Linked DNA regions of Homo sapiens: all the other regions are linked to region 1. Evidence: chromatin loops called from intact Hi-C (ENCODE). Cell type or tissue: PC-3. All regions are shown on one strand. Each heading gives the region's core, and the rest is flanking DNA. Links, peaks and the distances in the headings are about the cores only. Region 1 has its middle 44 kb from the start of ZFR. Region 2 has its middle 28 kb from the start of SUB1. Region 3 overlaps LOC124900955 (a long non-coding RNA gene).

What was found. Hi-C counts contacts between places; a loop is a spot of excess contacts. Peaks named below come from ENCODE experiments on the same cell type or tissue, not always from the same donor. Only the 100,000 strongest peaks of a DNase experiment are listed, where the experiment ranks them.
Region 2: a loop joins it to region 1, with 12 times the contacts of the local background. A loop is called at or near these places in 78 of 110 quality-filtered maps.
Region 3: a loop joins it to region 1, with 8 times the contacts of the local background. A loop is called at or near these places in 9 of 110 quality-filtered maps.

The regions. Positions count from the first base shown.
Region 1 is chr5:32,485,256-32,492,982 of GRCh38, forward strand. No RefSeq gene overlaps it. Among named protein-coding and RNA genes, the nearest start is that of ZFR, 44 kb to the left of the region's middle. In PC-3, for the core only: CTCF peaks have their summits at 4,638 (motif pointing right) and 4,840; DNase peaks (open chromatin) are centred at 4,646 and 4,936; H3K4me3 peaks cover 550 bases; H3K27ac peaks cover 1,441 bases.
Region 2 is chr5:32,609,574-32,617,300 of GRCh38, forward strand. No RefSeq gene overlaps it. Among named protein-coding and RNA genes, the nearest start is that of SUB1, 28 kb to the left of the region's middle. In PC-3, for the core only: a CTCF peak has its summit at 3,698 (motif pointing left); a DNase peak (open chromatin) is centred at 3,668.
Region 3 is chr5:32,912,580-32,920,306 of GRCh38, forward strand. All of the region lies in intron 1 of LOC124900955 (a long non-coding RNA gene), which reads right to left. Among named protein-coding and RNA genes, the nearest start is that of LINC02120, 31 kb to the right of the region's middle. In PC-3, for the core only: CTCF peaks have their summits at 4,258 (motif pointing left) and 4,459; a DNase peak (open chromatin) is centred at 4,252.

The DNA.
Region 1 (7,727 bases), core at 1,724-6,723:
CTCACCGCAACCTCCACCTCCCAGGTTTAAGCGATCCTCCCACCTCAGTCTCCTGAGTAGTTAGGACTACAGGCACGTGCCTCCATGCCCAGCTAATTTTTGTATTTTTAGTAGAGATGGGGTTTCACCATGTTGGCCAGGCTGGTCTCAAACTCCTGACTTTAGGTGATCTACCCGTCTCAGCCCCGCAAAGTGCTGGGATTATAGGCATGAGCCACCCCGCCCGGCCCCTGTGCTTCTGATGTCATATCCAAGAAATCATTGCCAAATTCAATGTCATGAAGCTTTCCCCCTGTGTTTTCTACTAAGAGCTGTATAGTTTTATCTGTTACACTTAGAGCTTTGGTCCATTTTGAGTTAATTTTTGTGTATGGTGTTAGGGAAGGCTCCAACTTCAATCTTTTGCATATGGATATCCAGTTTTCCAGCACCATTTGTTGAGAAGACTGTCCCTTTCCCATTGAATGGTCTTCCCATCCTTGTTGTAAACCATTTGATTATATTAATGTATGTAAGGGCTTACAGTTTATTTTAATTCTTTTTTTTTTTTTTTTTTTGAGACAGGGTCTCACTCTGTCACCCAGGCTGGAGTAAAGTGGTATGATCTCAGCTCATTGCAACCTCTGTTTCCCAGGTTCAAGTGATTCTCCCATCTCAGCCTCCCGAATAGCTGAGACTACCAGCACACGCCATCATACCCAGCTAATTTTTGTATTTTTAGTAGAGACGAGGTTTCATCATGTTGGCCAGGCTGGTCTTGAACTCCTGACCTCAAGTGATCCGGCCACCTTGGCCTCCCAAAGTGCTGGGATTACAGGTGTGAGCCACCGCACCCGGCCAGGGCTTACAGTTTATATCTGTGCTCTCTATTCTATTCTGTTGGTCTATATGTCTCTCTTTGTGCCAGTACCACACTGTCTTGATTACTGTAGCAGCGATTACTATCATTTAAAATCAGAAAGTTTGATACCTCCAACTTCATTCTTCTATTTTAAGGTTGTTTTGGCCATTCGGGGTTTTCTGAGAGTCCATAGGGATTTTAGGATGGATTTTTCTTTTCCTGAAAAATAAACAAACAAGGAAACAAACAGTATTGGGCTTTTGATAAGGATTGCATTGAGTCTGTAGATCATTTTGGGTATATTGACATTTTAACAATATTAAGTCTTCCAATCCATGAGATGTCTTCCTACTTATTTATGTCTAAATCTAAATCTTTCAGCAACATTTTGTAGGTTTTTTTTGTTTGTTTTTGTTTTTTTTTTTTTGGGACAGATTTTTGCTCTTATTGCCCAGGCTGGAGTGCAATGGCACGATCTCAGCTTACCGCAACCTCCTCCTCCCGTGTTCAAGCGATTCTCCTGCCTCAGCCTCCTGAGTAGCTGGGATTACAGGCATGTGCCACCATACCTGGCTAATTTTGTATTTTTTAGTAGAGATGGGGTTTCTCTATGTTGGTCAGGCTGGTCTGGAACTCCTGACCTTAGGTGATCCACCCGCCTCAGTCTCCCATAGTACTGGGATTACAGGAGTGAGCCACTGCACGGGCCTTGTTTCGTTTTTTTGAGACAAGGTCTGGCTGGAGTGCAGTGACACCATCTTTGCTCACTGGTGGCTTACAGGCATGAGCCACCATGCCCAGCTGTAGTTTTCAATATACAAGTGCTTCATCTCTTTGGTTAAGTTTTTTCCTAAGTATTTTATTCTTTGTGATGCTATTGTAAGTGAAATTATTTTAATTTTTTTTGGATTGTTTATTGTTAATGTACAGGAATGCAACTGATTTTTGTATGTCGATTTTGTATCCTGCAATGTTGCTGATTTTATTAGTTCTGTTTTTTTGTAGAGTGTTTATCATTTTCTAAGTGTAAGATTATATCATCTGTGAACAGATGCCTTCATCCTTTCCAATTTGGATGGCTTTTATTTCTTTTTCCTGCCTAATTGGTCCGGTAGAACTTCCAGTACTCTACTGAACAGAAGTGGTGAAAACATGCATCCTTGTCTTGTTCCTGATCTTAGAAGAAAAGTTTTCAGTCTTTCACTATTTAATATGATGCCAGGTGTGAGTTTTTCATATATGGGCTATATTGTGTTAGGTATTGCATTTTTGAAAGGAGTAGCTTTTTGCGGTCATTTTATTTAATTGTATAACCTTTAGTGAGTTACATTGGACAATATGACCGGGCATGTTTTTGATGGGAAACAGAATATGGAGCACATTTTTGGCTTAGGTAATATCATGGTCTGGAAGTTAATGGGCTGCTCTAACCCATATTAGAGTCTGCTGAGGCCAAAATATAAACTGTCCGCGAGACAGATCTACAAAAGAGCAGTGGCTGGTATTGAGGGAATAGATTCATGAATGTAGAAGCCAGGAACGTTCTGGTACATGCCTGATCTCTTCTCCCAGGAGGAAGGGGGAGTTAGCTGTGCTCTGGCAGATTTTTGAGCTGAAAGGGTTGCACGACTGAAAATCTGGAAAATGTTTAGGGGAATCTCCATTTCCCTGGCCTCAGTTATATTCTAGAGTAACACTCCTGTTCTCTCTCCCACTCCTTATCCACTCACTCATCTCTATGAGAAGAGGACTAATTTGCTTGATTGGTGACTTAAGTACAAGGGCCTGGGCACCTTTGCTCAGTTCTTTCCCTGCCGTCTTCCACGATGTTTGCTTGGAGATCATTCTGGCCTTTGCCCTGCTCTGTGGCAAGCTCTGAAGCCTGTTTCACACACATGTTGGATGTCCAGGGATGCCTGTGGCCCAACAGGTAAGTCTGTATTTGTTCAGGGGTAAAATATTGGCAAGTCCTTCTAGATGCACCCTTAAACTATGTTTTCCCATCAGCTTGTTAACAACACTGTCAGCTTTTGATTTATATCTGTCTGCCTCCATTTTCTTATTCCTCCATTGATTCCAGACTTAGGAAAGGCAGAAAAAAGTATTATTTTGGCTTTCTAAGCACTATGGAGTAGTATGCAGCAGTTAAAGAGAAATAAGTAGGCCAGGCGCTGTGGCTCATTCCTATAATCCCAGCATTTTGGTAGGCCGAGGTGGGTGGATCACTTGAGGTTAGGAGTTCAAGACCAGCCTGGCCAACATGGTGAAACCTCATCTCTACTAAAAACACAAAAAATTTAGCAGAGCATGGTGGCATGTGCCTGTGATCCCAGCTACTCGGGAGGCTAAGGCAGGAGAATTGCTTGAACCCGGGAGGCAGATGTTTCATTGAGCCAAGATCATGCCATTGCACTCCAGCCTTGGCAGCAGAGTGAGACTCCATCTGAAAAAGAAAAAAAAGAACTAAATGGCTTCAGAGAAATGTACATGGAAAGGTTTATTGATAAAACATATCTTATTGTTAATTTAAAAAGTCAAGCTGTAAGCTGGGCATGGTGACTCCTGCCTGTAATTGCAGCAGTTTAGGAGGCTGAGGCAGGAGGATTGCTTGAGCCCAGAAGGTCAAGGCTGCAGTGAGCCATGATCATGCCTCAGCACTTTAGCCTGAATGACAGAGCATGATCCTGTTTAAAATATATATATATATTTATATATATTTATATATAAAGAAAAAAATCAAGCTGTAAAAGAAAAAGAAGACAGATATAATATCATCCTATTTATGCTAATAAAAAGCTCCACAAACAATAAAACTCAATATTTCTCTAGTACATTTATGTATGTGAAAACATATAGAAAGTTCAGGAATAACAATGGCTTCTGTATGTTGGATTTGAATTTTTAAAACAGTAGAATATGTCTCTGTAATTTACAGTTAAAAATGAAAAAATCATGTGTGTGAGTAGAGTGTCTGACTAATGGATAGCCCCTTTTGAAGGTTCTGAGGTCTTTTTCTATTATTTTCAGGTTATGAGTTGTGAGATTTTCCCTGATTGGGATTGTAGGAGAGGAGGGATGGATATGCCAGCCACGTGGAACCCAGGGCTGCAGGGTGAATGAAAGCTCCTGCCCTGGGAGCAGATTCTGGGATCCATAATGAGGGCTGAGTGTTGGGCTAGAAAAGCAGACCCCGCATAGGATTGGGGAAGCTGGGCAGGCAGGATTGGGATTGAAGTTTGGGTGCCAGGCTGAATTTGGGAGTTGATTTTTTTTTTTTTTTTTTTTTTTGTATTTTAGTAGAGACGGGGTTTCACCATTTTGCCGAGGCTGGTCCTGAACTCCTGAGCTCAGGCAATCCGCCTGCCTCGGCTTCCCAAAGTGCTATGATTACAGGCGTGAGCCACCGGGCCTGGCCGGGGCTTGATTTTTATTCACTGCTTTCTGTGACATGCACCGGTGGGTTGACTGGGTTTAATGTATAGAATTGGGCCAGAAAGAACTGTGCTTTTAAGCACAGCTGCTCAATGTCTGCATTTGTGAAGTATCAAAGTACCCAACTAATGTTTGACATGCATAGACTAAATCTGGGGATGCCACCAGAGCGAGGACACTATTACCTGTCACACAGTCCTGCTGCAGCTTCTTTACCTCACACGGTCCTGCTGCAGCTTCGAGGAGGACTCTGCACCTGCAGATCCTTAAAAAAGCTCTGTCTGGGTGTCCAATGGAAGAGCGGTGAAATGCAAGAATATAACAACTCTCAATTTTCTATCGTCCTTTACCTCCACCACGAGAGGGCGCATGGATTTCGGTCAGAGAAGTGACTTGGGCCTGGGCAGGAGGCCAGGCTGGGATAATTACTTCCAGGTGTGGGGGGCTCTGTGCCTCTTCCCAGAGGCCATAGAAATGAACCCTTCAATTGGCCAAATAGATTATGTCATTTTGACTATTGATTCTCCCCTACGGCTGCTGGTTCTAACCCAAGTTTATAACAGTCACTGCGTTAACAATTGCGTTTAACTCTTGATTGTCCTAGCTTTCATTTGATAATTCTTTGAGCTGGCTGCTGCTTCTTTCTTATGTGTTTACTTTCAGGCCACATCATCAGCCTTCTGCAAATATGGCAAAAACTGAGTGGGAGAGGAGGGTATCATTTGTCCTCAGTTTTGTCACTAAAGACTACATCACAAAAAAGGCCCATCCCTTTGTAAACAGAAAGAAAAGAGAAAAATGGCACAGAAATTCCTAGAAGCAGCATTCCATCTTTTGTTTGTTGGTTTCATTTGTTTCGTTTTGAGGTTGTGAGCAGATGGCCCAGCTGCATCAATAACAGAGTCAGAGCTTACTAGAAAAGAGCGGAGATTTAAGAGAGTGGGTGATGCTAATAGCTCACCCCATCTCCCTTTGCACTATTTCTCCAAGTAAAGACTGCCTCCTGCCTGCATCTGAGCTGCTTGTAAAAATGCAGCTTTCTGGCCTGCATCCCAACCTAAGGAATCAGAATCTGGAATCCTGAATCTGCATTTTTAATAAGTTCCCTAGTTGATTTCTTTATTCTTTTTTTTTTTCTTTTTTGAGGCAGGGTCTCACTCTGTTGCCCAGGCTGGAGTACAGTGGCATGATCCCAGCTCAGCTAAACTCTGCCTCCTGGGCTCAAGTGATCCTCCCACCTCAGCCTCCCAGTAGCTGGAATTACAGGTGTGCGCCACCATGCCCGGCTAATTTTTGTATTTTTAGTAGAGACGGGGTTTCACCTTGTTGCCCAGGCTGGTCTCAAACTCCTGGCCTCCAGTGAACCACCTGCCTTGGCCTCCCAAAGTGCTGGGATTACAGACATGAGCCACCACACGTGGTCCCCTAGTTGATTTCTTATGGCTATACATTACATTTGAGATTAGAGGTAAGCCTCCTGGGGCGAGGCAAGAGGGGAGATGTGACACCCAGGGATAATATTTCTGCACCAGGATTCAGGCAGGACCTTACCCCGAGACAAAGGTCACATAGCCCAGGAAGCTGCCCTGTGGAAAACAAAGCAGCCAGTAGCTGGGCCTGAGGATGGACAGGAGAGGCTGTGAAGCTACAGAAGCCGGATTCAGCCCCACTGGGAGCTACAGAAGCTGGACTCAGCCCCACTGGGAGCTACAGAAGCTGGACTCAGCCCCACTGGGAGCTACAGAAGCTGGACTCAGCCCCACTGGGAGCTACAGAAGCTGGACTCAGCACTGCTGGGAGCCATCTAGATGGAGAAATGGAAACTCTGGAAGAGAATCTGAGGATTCCCTGCTCTTTGCCACTTAGAAACACCCAGAAACCCCAAGTGCAATGCCCAACAGTGTTGATTCTATCTGCAGAGCACCTCTGAAAAATTACTTTCCATAGTGCGGGAAAACTCCTTAGTCGCACTTCCTAGAGTTTCACCAAATACAGCTTGATTCGTGTGGGATTTTTGTTTTGTTTTTAGATCTTCTTTTTAAGTGCAAATCCCCTTGGGAAAATGGAGCTCTTGTTCAGACCTTGGAGAAGATTTGCTTATTACCTCTCATTACATAGTTATGATCTTTTACCCTAAGAAGCAAATGAAACATTTTTGTTGAATTCAGAAAAAGAGGTAATTTTAGAGCCCAGGGAAGCTTAAGGGGTAGAAGAATGGGGATAGAATATTAATTCCACGCCAGATGTGGTGGCTCATGCCTGTAATCCCAGCACTTTGGGAGGCCGAGACAGGAGGAACACTTCAGCCTGTTAACAGTGGCGTAATGGTGGGGGTCTGCAGCAACCTCAATTCTTGCCTCCCCAGAAGACAAAATTTGACCAAGGGGCATAAGGCAGAAGGAGAGACTGAGGCAAGTGTTAGAGCAGGAGTGAAAGTTTATTAAAAAGCTTTAGAGCAGGAATGAAAGGAAGGAAAGTACACTTGGAAGAGGGTCAAGCAGGGGACTTCAGGGATCAAATACGTGGTTTGACCTTTTGACTTGGGGTTTTATATGTTGGCATACTTCTGGGGTCTTGCGTTACTTCTCCCCTGATTCTTCCTTTGGGGTGGGCTGTCCGCATGTGCAGCGGCCTGCCAGCACTTGGTAGGGGCTGCATGCACAGTGTGTTTACTGGAATTGTACACGTGCTCACTTTGTGTCTCTATCTGTATCTCTCTTCATGTCTCTCTCTGTCTCTGCATCCATCTATCTATCTATCTATCTATCTATCTATCTATCTATCTATCTATCTATCTATCTATCTATCTACACATATGTATCTCCAGCCTGGGGAATATAGTAAAATCCTATCTCAAAAAAAAACAATGAACATGATGAGAGAGAGACAGAGTTGCAGAGACAGAGAGAGACATGAAGAGAGATACAGAGAGAAACAGAGACGCAAAGGGAGAGGGACAGAGACAGAGGCAGAGACCTTATTGGCTCACGCCAATGTCAGGGCTGGCGAGTCTGAAATCTGCAGGGCAGGATGACAGGCTGGAAACCCAGGGAAGAGTTGATGTAGCCATAGTCCAAAGACAGTCTGGGGGCTGAATTTCTTCCGCAGGATACCTCAGTCTTTTTCTCTTAATGCTTTTAACTGACTGGATGAGGCTCACCCACATTATGGGGAGTAATCTGTTTTACTCAAAGTCTACAGATTTAAATGTTAAGGAAGGCATCCAAATGCCTTCACAACATTGATTTGGGGAGGCAAAGGTAATAAATATGAAATAAAGCAAAAGAAATTGAACAAGGACAAAATACCTTCACAGCAACATCTAGACTGATGTTTGACCAAAAACTAGGTACCATGGCCTTGCCAAGTTGACACATAAAATTAACTATCACAGGCTCTTAATCTTCAACCTGGACAGGACACATCTGACTTCTGCTCATGGGTCATTGACTAA
Region 2 (7,727 bases), core at 1,173-6,172, 120 kb after region 1:
GTTATCAGTCTCTTTTAATCTAGAATTATTCCCTACTATTTTGTTTTCCACGACATTGACCTTTTGTAAGAGTCCAGGCCACTTGTAGTATGTCCCATATTCTAGATTTGTCTGTTTCCTCATGGCTCAGTTCAGGTTAAATGTCTTTTGCAAGAATGCTACATAGGAGATGCTGTACCTACCGCACCACACCAGAAGGTACATCAGGCCAGGTTGTTTCACAACTGGTCATGTGAATTTTGATCACTAAGTTATTTAAAATGGTGATTGCCCGTTCTTTTTTTTTTTTTTTTTTTTTTTTTTGAGACAGAGTCTTGCTCTGTCTCCCAGGCTGGAGTGCGGTGGTGCGATCTCGGCTCACTGCAAGCTCCGCCTCCTGGGTTCACGCCATTCTCCTGCCTCAGCCTCCTGAGTAGCTGGGACTACAGGCGCCCACCACCACACCCGGCTACTTTTTTTGTATTTTTAGTAGAGACGGGGTTTCACCATGTTAGCCAGGATGGTCTTGATCTCCTGACCTCGTGATCCGCCCACCTCGGCCTCCCAAAGTGCTGGGATTACAGGTGTGAGCCACCGTGCCCGGCCTTGCCCGTTCTATTTTATTTTATTTATTATCATTATTTTGTGAGACAGAGTTTCACTCTGTCACCCAGGCTGAAGTGCAGTATTGTGATCTCGGCTAACTGTACCGTCTGCCTCCTGGGTTCAAGTGATTCATGTGCCTCAGCCTCCCGAGTAGCTGGGATGACAGGCGTGCACTACCATGCTTGGCTAAATTTTGGCATTTTTAGTAGAGATGGGGTTTTGCCATGTTGACCAGGCTGGTCTTGAACTCCTGGCCTCAAGTGATCCACCTGCCTCGGCCTGCCGAAGTGCTGGGATTACAGGCGTGAGCTACTGTGCCCCCGGCCACAAATAAAAATTTTTTACTCTCAAGGAGCATTCAGTCTATTTCATTCTTTGAAAAGCATGTAAGTTTTGGGAGCCTAGCATGGAAGGGAGTGATGGTTCCAGTGCGTTGGTAGTGGAGACTGCCTTTTGGTCATCTTGGGCTTCTCATGCCATTGAATTAGTAGGGAAATAAGGAGGTGATTGTGGTGTTTGAGTTCATTGATCTTGATTGTCTGAGGGAAATTGGACTGTTTGTTCCTACACAGTGGTGGCAAGGAGAGTGATGTTTGGAAACCAGGGGGTTTACTGGTGACTGTGCTCCCTTAACCAGTTGTCTTGAAGGAAAAACTTCAACCCGTAAATAGAAGACCTCCAAAGACTCACTGTAAGAATGAAGGTTTTGTACTTTTCATCTGGTAAAGAACCCTGGCCCAGCAAAGGTGCTGGAGGAGGCTAACTGGAACTCGGAATGGGCAGAGGGCAAAGGCAGCTAAGATGACCAATACAGACCTCACAGAAGTCAGGATTGTCACAACAGTGTTTTATGTCATTTAAGTGTTTCTCCTCTCTTTTCTCTGAAATAAGTTAAATGAATAACACCAATGCTGGCTAAAGTTTTAGGCTGTGGAGTATGAGAACAACTTGTATTGAAGTAGTAGTTGGTGGAACATTGATCCTGCCCCGTATTGGGAACTCAATCTTTCCACCAGGTGAAGGACAAGAGATGATGCTGAAGGCAAAAGGCTCGGATGGTGCCATATATGTATATATTTTATCTGTTCCCCTAGATATTCCATCTATTCCCCTAGATCCAGTCTTACCCTGCGCTCTGTCCTGGGAGGCTGGGATGTTTGGTTGGGTTTGGTTCATGGTGAAAGGAGAGTTTGGTGGGGTAGGGTCACCTTAGGTTGGCTGTGTTTCTTAAAAACTCCTCTCAAGGTGACTTCCTCTATGTGAGTTTCTTATGGGTTCCAGCAGCTACTCGGTCCCTACAACTTTCAACTGTGGGATGTTTAGTTCCTCTGTTACTACTGGTTACCCTTTTGTTTTCCTAAGCCTTCACTCACACCTTTGTAAATAATATATTTTAATAAATTTTACTCCTTGAATTGGCATAATTCGAGTGTGTCTTTTCAGGTTGGGAGCTTGACTAATAATGGACAAATAAGATTAGCAGAGACAACTATTACGGATTAGGATTAAAAACCTCTGTTACCTAGTTCTGTAGATTAAAGTCAAAGATGAATGTCTTCAAACTTTGTGCAAAAGAACTTCACTTGGTTATTTTTAATGTGTTTGGTCTTTCTTGCCCTATGAGGCCTCTAAAAACAGTCATGGCAGTGACCAGAAACAACTGTTAAAATCATCAACTAGCAAAAAAATCCAAGAAAGAAGGGATCTTCACAGTTTGACCCCCCGATTTAATAGGCAAACTTGTATCTATTCCAAGGCTACATGATCTCTTTGTGTTGTCTCACTACCAAAGATGATCAAGATTATCAGTAGGAACATGAGGTTATTGGCAATAACTAGGGCTACTGCCTATCTCCACGCAGGGATGATTTCCAGTGGCTGCTGTTCCACTGCATTCTCCTTGACAGAGTGGGTATTCATTCCTAGCACGTTCAACCCCAAGCAAAACAAGGTCAGAGTTGGATGGGGAGATTTACAAGTTTTTGAGGACTTGGGCTGACAAACTTGAAGAATGGCCAGAGCAAACTCTCGAGGCAGGTACACAAGTTGGAAATCAGACTTCTAGTCACAAGTGGCAGGCCTGGAAACCTTGACAAGTCATCTCAAGGGATGATGTCGACCTTGGCCGTAGACAGGTCTGCATTCTTGATGTCAACCTTGGCCATAGGTCTGCATTCTTGTGGTCTGCCCTTGGCCATAGACGGGTCTGCATTCTTCTTGCTGTCTGCCCCAGTGGTGCAAAAGTCTTAGAGGGGGAAGAACGTATTGAAAGCTAAAGGCTTTGACAATTTATGTGTTGGTGATAAGCTGGTCTTTGTTAGCACTGTCCTAGTGAGGCTGAAGGAATAAGTTTCTCTGCTGAACTTTCACATAGGTTGTAGCTGTGGCAGGGCTCATCAGGGTTGGATTCTCAGATCTCTTAATGGAAAGCTTTGATATATTTCATGTGTGTTTTTAAATAGCATTCAATGTATGTTTAAATATAGGAGTGTCCTGTGAGTGGCTCCCGGGGAGCAGCCGGAAGTGTTGTACTCGGCTGTCTATTGTGTGTGGGAGAGTCTTTCTGTTGACTGTGGATCTCATATTTATGAGGACTGCATGCAAGGATTGCCTCTCGAGGTCTCGTTTATAGATTGATATCAGCCAGGTATTTTTCAGAATTCTGTTCTGCCATTCCACTGCCCTCCTGATTCTGGGAGATGTGGGCATTGAAAAGACTTTGTAGATTTCCTTTATAATTTGGCCCGGATGTGGTTGGCTCCTGTCACTATTATTGAACAAAGGCTCTCAAATAGTCTTCTTGATATAACAATAGTTGTAACAGCTTTGGTGTTTAGAGATTACTTCTATTCAGCTGGGAAGCCTCCCAACAATAGGCAAAACATGAAAATGTCTTCATTTGTGTAAGTCAACTTCAATTATTTATAGATGTCCCCTACAAAGGAGAGTGAGTTGCCTTCTCTGTGGACTTGATAGATAGGAAAGGTCTGACAATTCTGCCCGTCTACACTGGAAAAGCGCCTTATCACTTATACACTGCCAAGCGCCTTATGACCAGCGTGCCATTGCAAAGATCACGCAACCAGCCAGGAAGAAGATCCTTGGGCGCCACCTAGTGTCCATCTCGGGAATATCAAAGGCGACTGCATTGCTTCTCAAATTGTGGTTATTTCCAATGGGTTGTGGATCACTACTTTTGTTAAATACAAATAAATGATTAGAAAAGCGTATAAAAATACAAAATACAAGTCTGAATGTTTTATTATTAGATTTAGCAATAATATTTTAATAAATCAAAAAACGTGAAGAAAAAGTAAAAACTGCACAATGTTCATTATCAGTATAAACAAAACTAAACAAAGAGTGAAATGGTGGAAATAGCCATTGAAATACCCACATTAAATACCTAGACTAGTTTTGAACAACATGATATATATCAATATTTAGTTTTTAATGTGATAAATGAACTTGTTTCTTGTTAAAACTTAACTAGATTGAGTTGATGACAGTCACAGGGGATAGTGTCTATCTAAACTGTTTCTATGTTTTGTTTTAATAATATGTATAGTAAATAAACCAGCTCACAGGGAAATATTATCAAGGGTGGGGGAAGATACTTTATTTTATTTTTTGAAACAAGGTCTCACTCTGTCACCCAGGCTGGAGTACAGTGGCTTGGTCATAGCTCACTATAGTCTTGAACTCCTAGGCTCAAGTGATTCCCCCACCTCAGCCTCCCAAGTAGCTGGAACTACAGATGCATGCCATCATTGCTTTTTTTTTTTTTGACTTTTTGTAGAGATGGGGGTCTTGCTATGTTACCTGGACAGGTTTTGAGCTCCTGGGCTCAAGCAATTCCCCAGCCTTGGCCTCCCAAAGCGTTAGGATTACAGGTGTGAGCCACCATGCTCAACCAGGATATTAATTTTTAACTTTTATATAAAATAAAGTGAGGCTATATTTTCTAGTATTTTTCTTCAATCCTTCATAAATAGCCAACTCTAACAATTGGCTGAGCATGGCCAATTGGAATGCCATCAGTGAAGTATTTCCAAAAGCACTATTCTAAACACAATCCAAACTTGATTTCTTCAACAGTGGGATTGTGAGTTTACCAGGAACATGAAGAAAGGTTATCTGGCAGTGTTAGTGCACATTTGGTAGCGTTTGTTAGTGTTAGTGTTAGTGCAGGCTAATACTCACTATGTGCATGGAGGCTTCATAGGTCCAGTCGGCGGGCGTGGACTTCAAATAATCTCCACCTCCCGGGTTCAAGCGATTCTCCTGCCTCATCCTCCAGAGTAGCTGGGATTACAGGTGTGTGCCACCTTGCCTGGCTAATTTTTGTATTTTTAGTAGAGATGGGGTTTCGCCATGTCGGCCAGGCTGGTCTCAAACTCCTGGGCTCAAGGGATCCACCTGCCTCAGCCTCCCAAAGTGCTGGGATTACAGGCGTGAGTCACCGCGCCTGGCCAAGTTCTTTTTGTTTTGAAATAACTTCAGACTTTAAAGAAAAGTGTAGAAACAGTACAAAGGATTTCTGTAAGTACTTCACTCAAATTCCTACTTCACTCAAATTGTTAATATCTTATGTAACCACAGTACAATTATCAAATGCAGGAAACTAACATTGATACAATTATCTAATGGTACCAATTTTACAACTGTCCCACCAGTATCCTCATTTTTGGTCTCAGATCCAATCCAGAATCTCCCATTGTGTGTTTTTTTTTTTTTTTTTTTTTTTTTTTTTGAGATGGAGTCTCACTCTGTCGCCCAGGCTGGAGTGAAATGGCAGGATCTCGGCTCACTGCAACCTCCACCTCCAGTTTTCAAGAAATTCTCCTGCCTCAGCCTCCTGAGTAGCTGGGATTACAGGCACTCGCCAATGTGCTCAGCTAATTTTTTGTATTTTTAGTAGAGACGCGGTTTCACCATGTTGGCCAGGCTGGTCTTGAACTCCTGACCTTGTGATCTGCCTGCCTCAGCTTCCCAAAGTGCTGGGATTACAGGCGTGAGCCACTGCGCCCAGCCCTCCATTGTGTGTGTGTGTGTGTGTGTGTGTGTTTTGTCATGTCTCTGTTTCCTCTAAATTGAAGTACTTACTCTTTCTCGACCTTGATATTTTGGAATCATACATGTCATTTATTTTGTAGGATGTCTCTGAGTTTAGGTTGTCTGATGTATGCTGATTAAATTCAGGTTATGCATTTTTGATAGAGATACCATAGAAACGATGTAGGCTTCTCAGTACATCTTATCAGGAGGTACATGATGTTTATTTGTCCTATTACTGGTGACAACTTTGATAGTTTTGCCAAGGTGGTGTCTGCAAGATTTCTCTGGTGTAGTTTTTCAAGGGGAAAGGAGGAACACTGCGATGAGGAACAAACTTTGGTAGAAGGAGAATTTCTGCCCTGCCTCTGGTATTCAAGGTACATGCAAGTGAAGAAAAAACACCAGCCTCAATGAAGGCTGCAGGATCCACGTCCTCAGGGGAGTAAGTTTCAGTTAAAGCAGGAAAGTAAAGGGAACATTCAGAGAAGAAGTTGAGAATACTAGATAATTTGCCTGTGCAGAATCTGATGAAAGAGGGTACGGTGGAAAAAGTGGGAGATTGGGTTAGTTAGCAGGGATCCAGGGTAGTGTGAGGGGTGAGAGACCAAATGACAGATGCCCCAGGAGCTTGGAACACTGGTGGGATTGAGGTGAAAGGGATTATAGGGCTTGATTTCATTAGGCTGATGTCTCTTAATGTTGTTCCTTAAAGAGTGAGAGCAGCGGCATCTATCTTACCTGGAAGCTCATTAGAAATGTAGAATTCAGGCCCTACCTCAGATTTCCTGAAGCAGAATCTATGATTTTAACAAGAACCCCAGGTAATTTGTGGGCATCTTAAAGTTTGAAAAGCACTGTCTTCAGAAAACTGTGAGCAAACAGTTTAAGAAGCAACTGTGCAGCTGGCAGGTTGCTGATGTCAATAGCCTATGCGCCGGTGCTGGGGGTATAGCACCAGTGAGTCAAGCAGTCTGTGGCGCTTGCTTGCTTTCTTTTTTTCTGTTCTTGAGACAGGGTCTCACTCTGGTGCCCAGGTTGGAGTGCAGTGACGCGTTCTTGGCTCACTGCAACCTCTGCTTCCTGGGTTCAAACGATTCTCCTGCGTCAGTCTCCCTAGTAGCTGGGACTATAGGCATGCGCCACCATGCCTGGCTAATTTTGGCATTTTTAGTAGAGATGGGGTTTCACCATGTTGACCAGGCTAGTCTCAAACTCCTGACCTCGGGTGATCTGCCCACCTCGGCCTCCCAAAGCGCTGGGATTACAGGCATGAGCCACCGCGCCCAGCCTGCGACAGCTTTCTGATTCTGTGTTCTTGGCTACAGGAGCAGTAGCTTTCTGATTCTGCATTGCCTGTTGATGAGAGGTAGCAGCCTCCTTGGTGGTTCAGTTGAACAGTGTGGTTTGGCAGTCATTCTTGGAAGCTCAGTCTTTCTTTTAGCCCTTGTAATGATTCTGTGAACTCTATGTACCCACTAACAAATCTCTTTCTATTTTAACCAACTGGATTGGATTCTCTTGTCTGTAACTAAGAACTTGGACAAGAGCGGGTAAGTCACAGCAATATCTCATGGTCAGATGAAGGTGGAAGCAACCTTGGTGTGTGCCCTGGTTCACTGTGGGGTCACTAACGGGACCTCAGACAAAGGAATTTTGAGAGATAGGATGTAGCAAATTCATGGGTGGAGACCACTGGACTCCACTGAGGAACTGCTGTCACTACCCCCAAAAATGTCTTTCTGAGGAATGATCGCTGCACAATGAGGCCTTTTTTACAGTGAGTGACTTGTAGATAGCATGATACCATATTGTATGATTTTCAACATGTAAAGAGTTTGTTACAGAATGCACCAAGAATTAAAAAAAATATGGAATGTCAATAAGAAGGCAATTGAAAACTTGGGTAAAATTATCAGGAGTTGGGAGAGATGTAATGTGCTGTCCACTAGACACAGACATGCCCTGCTCACATCTACCCCCTACAAGAGGAGTCAGGATTCTGACTTCTCACAGCATAATATCTAAATAGAATTTTTAGGATGTATCCTTTTGCACTGGACTTCTTTCATTCAGCATTTTGTGTG
Region 3 (7,727 bases), core at 1,762-6,761, 430 kb after region 1:
CTAAAACTTAAAGTATAATAAAAAAAAAAAAAAAAGAAAAAAAAAAGAAAAAAAAAAATTGGAAGTAGAAATCAAGGGCCGGGGAAGAGAATAGCATTCTGATGCTGTGATACAAAGTGGGGGCCATCCACATCACGTGTTTCACCATTTTAACCAAAGCTGAACCTGAAAAAGACTATGGTTTCAGGAAGGGTGGTGATACAGGAGCTAAAAAGAAATTATTTAGGCAGTTAGTGAGGGTAAGAGAGTCTTTGGTAAGGCTTCCATTTTAACGAAAAGCAGCCCAAAATTATTTCTTTTCTGACAAAGAGCACCCTGTAAAATCAAGCTGCAGATATAGATAAGCAAGCTGGAAGCTTTCGCGGGTGAATGCCGGCAGCTGTGCCAATCGGAAAAGGCTACCTGCGGGCCAGGCATGTTCAACACGGCAGCTCCATCTCCCCTTTTCCTTGTCAACCATGTGTATGGTAAGTAACAGACAACATGGCACCAGCCACGAAGAGAATCCATTTGCATAATAAAAAGATTAGGGTGGGGTGGCCAGCTTCTTATGCGTGCTATGCAAATGGCACACCTAGTCCGACCAATCTCCCGGGCCCTATGTAAATCAGACACTGCCTCCTCAAGCACCTCTATAAAACCCCATGCATTTCACCACGAAACCAGAAGACCCACTCCGGAGCCTGCCTCTCTGCAGGGGAGAAAGCTTTTGTCTTCTTTTTTCTCTCACCTATTACACCTCTGCTCTTAAACTCACTTCTTGTGTGTCCGTGTCCTCAAATTCCTTGGCATGAGCTGACGAACCTTGGGTATTACCCCAGAAGAATGATGCCACTTCAGTGGGAATGGAAAAGGGTTAAAGATTAGGGTAGGGTGGCCAGCTTCTTTGCATGCTATGCAAATGGCACACCTGGTCCGACCAATCTCTCGGGCCCTACGTAAATCAGACACTGCCTCCTCAAGCTCATCTATAAAACCCCATGCATTTCACCACAAAACCGGAAGACCCACTCAGGAGCCTCTCTCTCTGCATGGGAGAAAACTTTTCTGTTCTTTTTTCTCTCGCCTATTATTACACTTCTGCTCTTAAACTCACTTCTTGTGTGTCTGTGTCCTCGATTTCCTTGGCACGAGCTGATGAACTTGGGTATTACCCCAGAAGAATGATGCCACTTCAGTGGGAATGGAAAAGGGTTAAATGCACTTTGCTTACTTGTCTAAAACCACACCAAACCAACAGCTCTTGACCCCAGTTTAGGGTTAGAAAAGCCAAGTGAGCTTAAGGCACTTGCTTTGCTTCCCTGCCATTGCCATGAACACGTCTATGAGGGTTGCAGAGAATGACAATTATCAAAGGCCTGTAAACATTCCTTCCATAACTTTTTATCTTAAAGGAAAATGGCTTGTTTTGGGAAATAGTGAAAAGGGCCAAAAGGGAAGTTGAATGTGGACAGTGTAAGTTTATGCATTCCAAGAAACCTGAAATGAACCCACTATTCAAGCAACACAGCTCTCTGTATTCCTTCAGCTTTATCAGGGCATTTTTAAGATTCTGTCAAATGTCTTTTTACTACAATGTCTGTAAGGGAGAAGACACAATAAAGCCCTCAACAGAGACTGTTGAGGAATCTCCAGTCACTTGTGCTTTTGTGATTTGCCTGATATCCACATAATTATCTAATTATATTTGAATATCTTTTGGCTAAATGTGGACTTTCAGAAGTCACAGCAAAATATGTTTTATCTGCCTAATTTATCATTAAATCAGAAGAGTTAGGTAGGATGAACATTACCCAACACCAAAGAGTAAACTTGTGGTTCCAGAGATTACTAAGTCATACAGCAGGAGGAAATTCAATTGTTCAGGACAGAACTGCTCTTTGAACTCTGAAGCAGGTATGTTCCTATAGTCAGAATGAATACTGTTTGGTGATCAACCCAAATCCTTTACAGACACAAACATTTTCTCCTATAAAGAGAACACAACTACACAGTACAGCTTATGTTAACTTAGCCTGATATTATCCAAGACCAATAAACATCTGGCCAAAAAAGAAGTCACTTTTGCTACCAAATTTGTACCTTCACTTTCCATGTGAGTTCTGGTCATACTGTTACAGTAGGTAGCTAGGCAGAGATGAGCAGGGCAGGAGAGGGCTCCCCCAACCCCACCAGGATTGTTAGGCAACCATCAGGTGATGGTCAGGCCATTGTTAACTGTCTCTCTAAAATAACTGGTCACAGCCAGCACCAGGGAGGAAAGGCAGTCTCCTAATAGATAGAACAAATCTGAAACTGGTGATTAGCAGCTTCCTGATAAGATCTCAGGAGCTGGGCAGGTGGGCTTAAGCATGAACATTAAAAGGCAAAATGGCGGTGTTGAACTGGTAAATGGCCTTCTAGGGACATTCGACTGGTAAGGGAAGAATGTCTCAAGTGAGCATGCGTACAAGTCTAGTAAACACACTGCACATGCTCACCAGCTAAATGCAGCAGACCACTGTGCATGTGGACAGCCCACCCCAAGGGAAGAATCAGGGGAGAAGGGATGCAAGAACCCAGAAGTATGCCCACACATAAAACCCCAAGTCAAATGTCAAATGGTGCACTTGTCTTTCAAGTCGCCCACTTGGTCCTCTTCCAAGTGTACTTTTATTCCTTTCACTCCTGCTCTAAAGCTTTTTTAATAGACTTTCACTCCTGCTCTAAAACTTGCCTGTCTCTCCATCTACCTTCTGCCCCTCAGCTGAATTCTTTCTTCTGAGTAGGCGAGAACTGAGGTTGCTGCAGACCCATATGGATTTGCTGCCAGTGACAACACTTACCTCAGATTGGGTGGTATAATCTCATATGACAGTCAGTCCTGGAACTGACATTCATTCCTAGACTAGTCTAATTCTTGTTATCTCTTATCTGCAAAAATGGCGAGTTGACAATAGAGTTTGAGATAAACATGTAAATGTTTGTATTTAAACAAGATACACAGTTAAATATACCAGCCCCATGGACACTGCTGGTCAAATTTTAGGTTTAGTATACTGCAGCAATGAGTTTTGAGATATATACTGGCTTTGAGATACTGTGGGAAAAAAGCCACGTAGAAAGTCAAAGGCAGCAGGCACTTCCAACGCATCTGGATTTTTTTTTTTCATATAAACTTTAGTCTTAGAATGAATTTTCCTGGGGAAGCGACTAGCCAGAAGCAATTTCAGGTGGAAAAACATTTGCTTACAAGGAAAGTTTCAGCAGAATCATGCTGGTTGAATGGAGAAGGATGAGATTTAAAGATTAATCCAGTTGAGTTTATTTATTTTTTTTTTACAGACGAGGAAGTTAGAGATGCAGGACAATTAAGTGCCTTACTCCAGATCACATGATCTGATAGGGACTAGGAAAGAACTAGAAACCAATATATCCTCAATACCAATTATTTTTGTATATGTCACAAGTGTCCATTTGTAATCATTTCTCTGTAGCCTTATTGAGGAATCTAAAAACAGAAGGATTAAAAATGCTACTTATCTTATTTGCAGGTCATGATGCAGATACATTTGCTTGGTGGACAAGACTAGTGATCATTCTTTCAGGACCACTTGAAAGCCCGAGATGGTTTCTTTGCAACTTAGATCCATTTATGTGTTTGAGTCTTGAGTTTTAGATACATGTAGAAAAATGCTTATTTGCAAAGGATGTGTCCAAAAGCACCTGTACTATAGTTAGAGGATTCCTTAGCTTAACCAAAGGCTTCGGAGAACTTTATCACTAACATTCTAGGTGACCTTGCCTAAGTTAGCAGACCTCTCTATGCTTTCTTTCTACCTGTAAAATCAGGCACCATGTAGATTAACAGAATGAGGATGGTCATAAAGTTTCTGAGGCTATACAAGTTGTTGAGAATGATAGAAACTGACCTATGTGTTTGTGGCAACAATGTGCATAATTTAGGACATAAATTGTTTAATGCAACCATCTTTAAGATTGCCTTAAAAAACTGGAAAGGCTCTTCCTGCTCAATCCCTGAATGTTCCACCCATAGGCTACATTCCATTAGGGTCCCATTTCCTTTCCTTCCCTTGCTTATAGCTTACTACATCTTTGTTAGGGTAATTTGTTGAAAGGAGATGGTCCTTCAGGAGCTTTGCTTCAAGGGACCCAACACTGGGTAGCCAAGTGCCCTCATCTCCTTATCCCTTAGAGTTCCTCCTATTTTAGGGAGACTAAGTGAATGCCACCCACAGGGCAAGGCAGAAAGAGCACCAGTGCCACCACCTGGATGCAGGGAGAATGAGGCAACACATAAAAGAAAAGTCTACCTGTCCAAGGGGGAGCAAGCTATCTTGCTTGATTCTTTGCCCTTCTGTTTTCATTTTCTTATCGTAATTTTTTTTGTCTTTGTATTTGTAATCACTTCTTTTAACATTTCCTACACATATGTGCTAATGATTTCTCAGTATCATCTACAACTCCCCTGCTTATGAAAGGGTCCAGAGAATGGTGAAGCACCCCACCCTAAGCCGGGAGATGAAGGAAACTAGAATTAGGTCATCCTTTGGAGAATGCATCCAACAGGCTTGATGCCTAGATGCAGGTCTACGTGTCCTCCTGAATATACAGGAAAAGCCTCTTTGTGAAGGTCTTTTTCATGCTGCCTGAGGTTCTGTTAAGTTCTATCAAATCATTAGCTACGAAATCAAGAAGACAGGGTCAGCGATTTTCTTGTTCTATGAAGAAAGACAGACAATATGGAGCATAGTAGTTGCCTGCCTCGTGACATGTGAGCCATGTAATTAATGATCCATGATACAAGGTTCTATACCATGTGATATAATTCGTAGACTAATCAGGGATTTAGGGTAATTGACTACAAATGTTCCTTAGAGTAAGAAATAGTCAGAGAGACCAAAAAATCCTTCCCAAGTGGACTTTATTTCCTTAGAGACTTTCCCCTAGACGCTTACTTCTAAAGATCCCTAGGTTATACAGATAGTTATGCAAGTCATTATAGATTACCCACCAGGAGTCAGGCACTGCTCTTGGCACCAAAAATGAGAAAAGGAACCAACTAAGTTTTCTAAATTAAGGTTAGTTTTTGTTTTAGTGGTTTAGTTACCTATTTCTGATGCAAAGTACTCATTTTTAGTGAACCATTTCAGGTCTCCCTGGATCCCAAGGGTTCCCTGGAGATAACTCAAGGGCAATGGGTTGTGGTGGAGGGATGGTGGAACAGTTTTTTTTGAAGGCCCCATGTATCAATTAGAGGAGCTTTACTTCTTTTTTTTCTATTTAGCAATTTTCTTTTTTAACTTTTAAGTTCAGCGGTACAGTGCAGGATGTGCAGTTTTGTTACCGAGGTAAACGTGTGTCATGAGGGTTTGTTGTACAGATTATTTCATCACCCAGGTATTAAGCCTAGTAACCATTAGTTATTTTGCCCAACCGTCTCCCTCCTGCCACCCTCCACTCTCTAATACACCCCAGTATTTTGCTCCTCTCTATGTGTCCGTGTGTTGTCATCGTTTAGCTCCCACTTAGAAGTGAGAACATGCAGTATTTGGTTTCCTGTTCCTGCATTAGTTTGCTAAGTAAGGGTAATGGCCTCCAGCTCCATCCATGTCCCTGCAAAAGACATGATCTTGTTCTTTTTTATGGCTTTATACTATTCCATGGTGTATATGTACCACATTTTCTTTATCCAGTCTATCACTGATGGGCATTTATGTTGATTACATGTTTTTGATATTGTGAATAATGCTGCAACGAACATATGAGTGCATGTGTCTTTATAATAGAATGATTTACATTCCTTGGGGTATATACCCAGTAATAGGACTGCTGAGTCAAATGATATTTCTGTCTTTAGATCTTTGAGGAATCACCACGCTCTTGCACAATGGCTGAACTAATTTACACTCCCACCAACAGTGTAAAAGGGTTCCTTTTTCTCCACAACCACATCAGCATCTGTTTTTTTTATTGTTTACTAATAACCATTCTGACAAGTGTGAGATGGTATCTCATTGTGGTTTTGATTTGCATTTCTCTAATGATCAGTGATGTTGAGCTTTTTTTTCATATGATTGTTGGCTGCATGTATGTCTTCTTTTGAAAAGTGTCTGTTCATGTCCTTTGCCCACTTTTTAATGGTGTAGTTTTATATTTCTTGTAAATTTAAGTTCCTTCTAGACGCTGGATATTAGACCTTTGTTAGAGGCATAGTTTGCAAAATTTTTCTCCCATTCTGTAGGTTGTCTGTTTACTCTGTTGATAGTTTCTTTTGCTGTGAAGAGCTCTTTAGTTTAATTAGATCCCATTTGTTAATTTTTAGTTTTGTTGCAATTGCTTTTGGTGTCTTCATCGTCAAATCTTTGTCCATGTCTGTGTCCTAAATGGTATTGCCTAGGTTTTCTTCTAAGGTTTTTATAGTTTTGGGTTTTACATTTAAGTCTTTAATTCATCTTGAGTTGACTTTTGTATATGGTGTAAAGAAAGGGTCCAGTTTCGATTTTCTGCATATGGCTAGCCAGTTCTTCCAGCACCATTTGTTAAATAGGGAATCCTTTCCCCATTGTGTGTCTTTGTCAGGTTTGTCAAAGATTTAAAAATTCATATGGAACCAAAAAAGAGCCCAAATAGCCAAGGCAATCCTAGGCAAAAAGAACAAAGCTGGAGGCATCATGCTAACGTACTTCAAACTACACTACAGGGTCACAGTAACCAAAACAGCATGGTACTGGTACTGGTAGAAGGACAGACACATGGAACAGAATAGAGAACCCAGGAATAAGATTGCACACCTACAACGATCACAGCTTTACTTCTGTCTGTTTTTGCATTGATATTCTGAGATATACTTGAAGAAAAATTTCTGAGAATTTTATACAATTAGGTATAGATGATTATGCTGAGCAGACTCAATCCTAAGAATGATCAAGATACCCCCAAATTATTGTGAGATCAGTCTAACAATTCAGTCTTTGGCGAACCACAGTGACCCATTCTTAGTGTCAGTCAGTGAATGAGTCCTGGATGACCTAAATATTTAAAATGGCTTATTGAGTATGTTATGGCTCAGTTTTATTTTTAAAATTCTGGGTTGGATTAAGGATTAACTTCTGTTAGGCTAAATGTTTTCAGGAGAAATTTAGTTGTCTCTTTTCTGGAGGAATAATAATAAAATCTGAAATAGAGTAATTCTAATATATCTCAAAGCATAAATACAGAAATTTAACAAGTAAGTTCTAAATAGTTTTATTCTGACTTAGACCATCTCTTCTGCATCCATCATAACACCTACTACAAGGCTGGAAAAATAGTAGGTGTTTAACATATACTATTGAATTGAGCTGAATTTTTCAGATTCTAGCATTGAAGAGCTAGATTGAAGAGCACTGAATATTTCAGATATAGTAAATACTATGTAAGCAAATAATTCCCACCTTTGTAAATCTGTTTAGAGCACTCCTCATTAAGGGAAGGAGATGGCTGAGCTTGGGGTATCCCTCCCTTCTTCCCTTGTCCTCCTCCTTTTTTCTCTTTCTTTCATCACCAAAGAACAGATGTGGTCTTTTCTGAAATTTTTGCTGGGGAGCTAATAATTTAAAAATTTTATTCTTTGTATAACCATTGTATCAGTTTTTATAAAAATAATAGAAGTAACATGTTTGCTAAAATAAATATCAAACAATTTTGAAGTATTGGTAAAAGCCATCCTTTGTATTCTTTTGAGA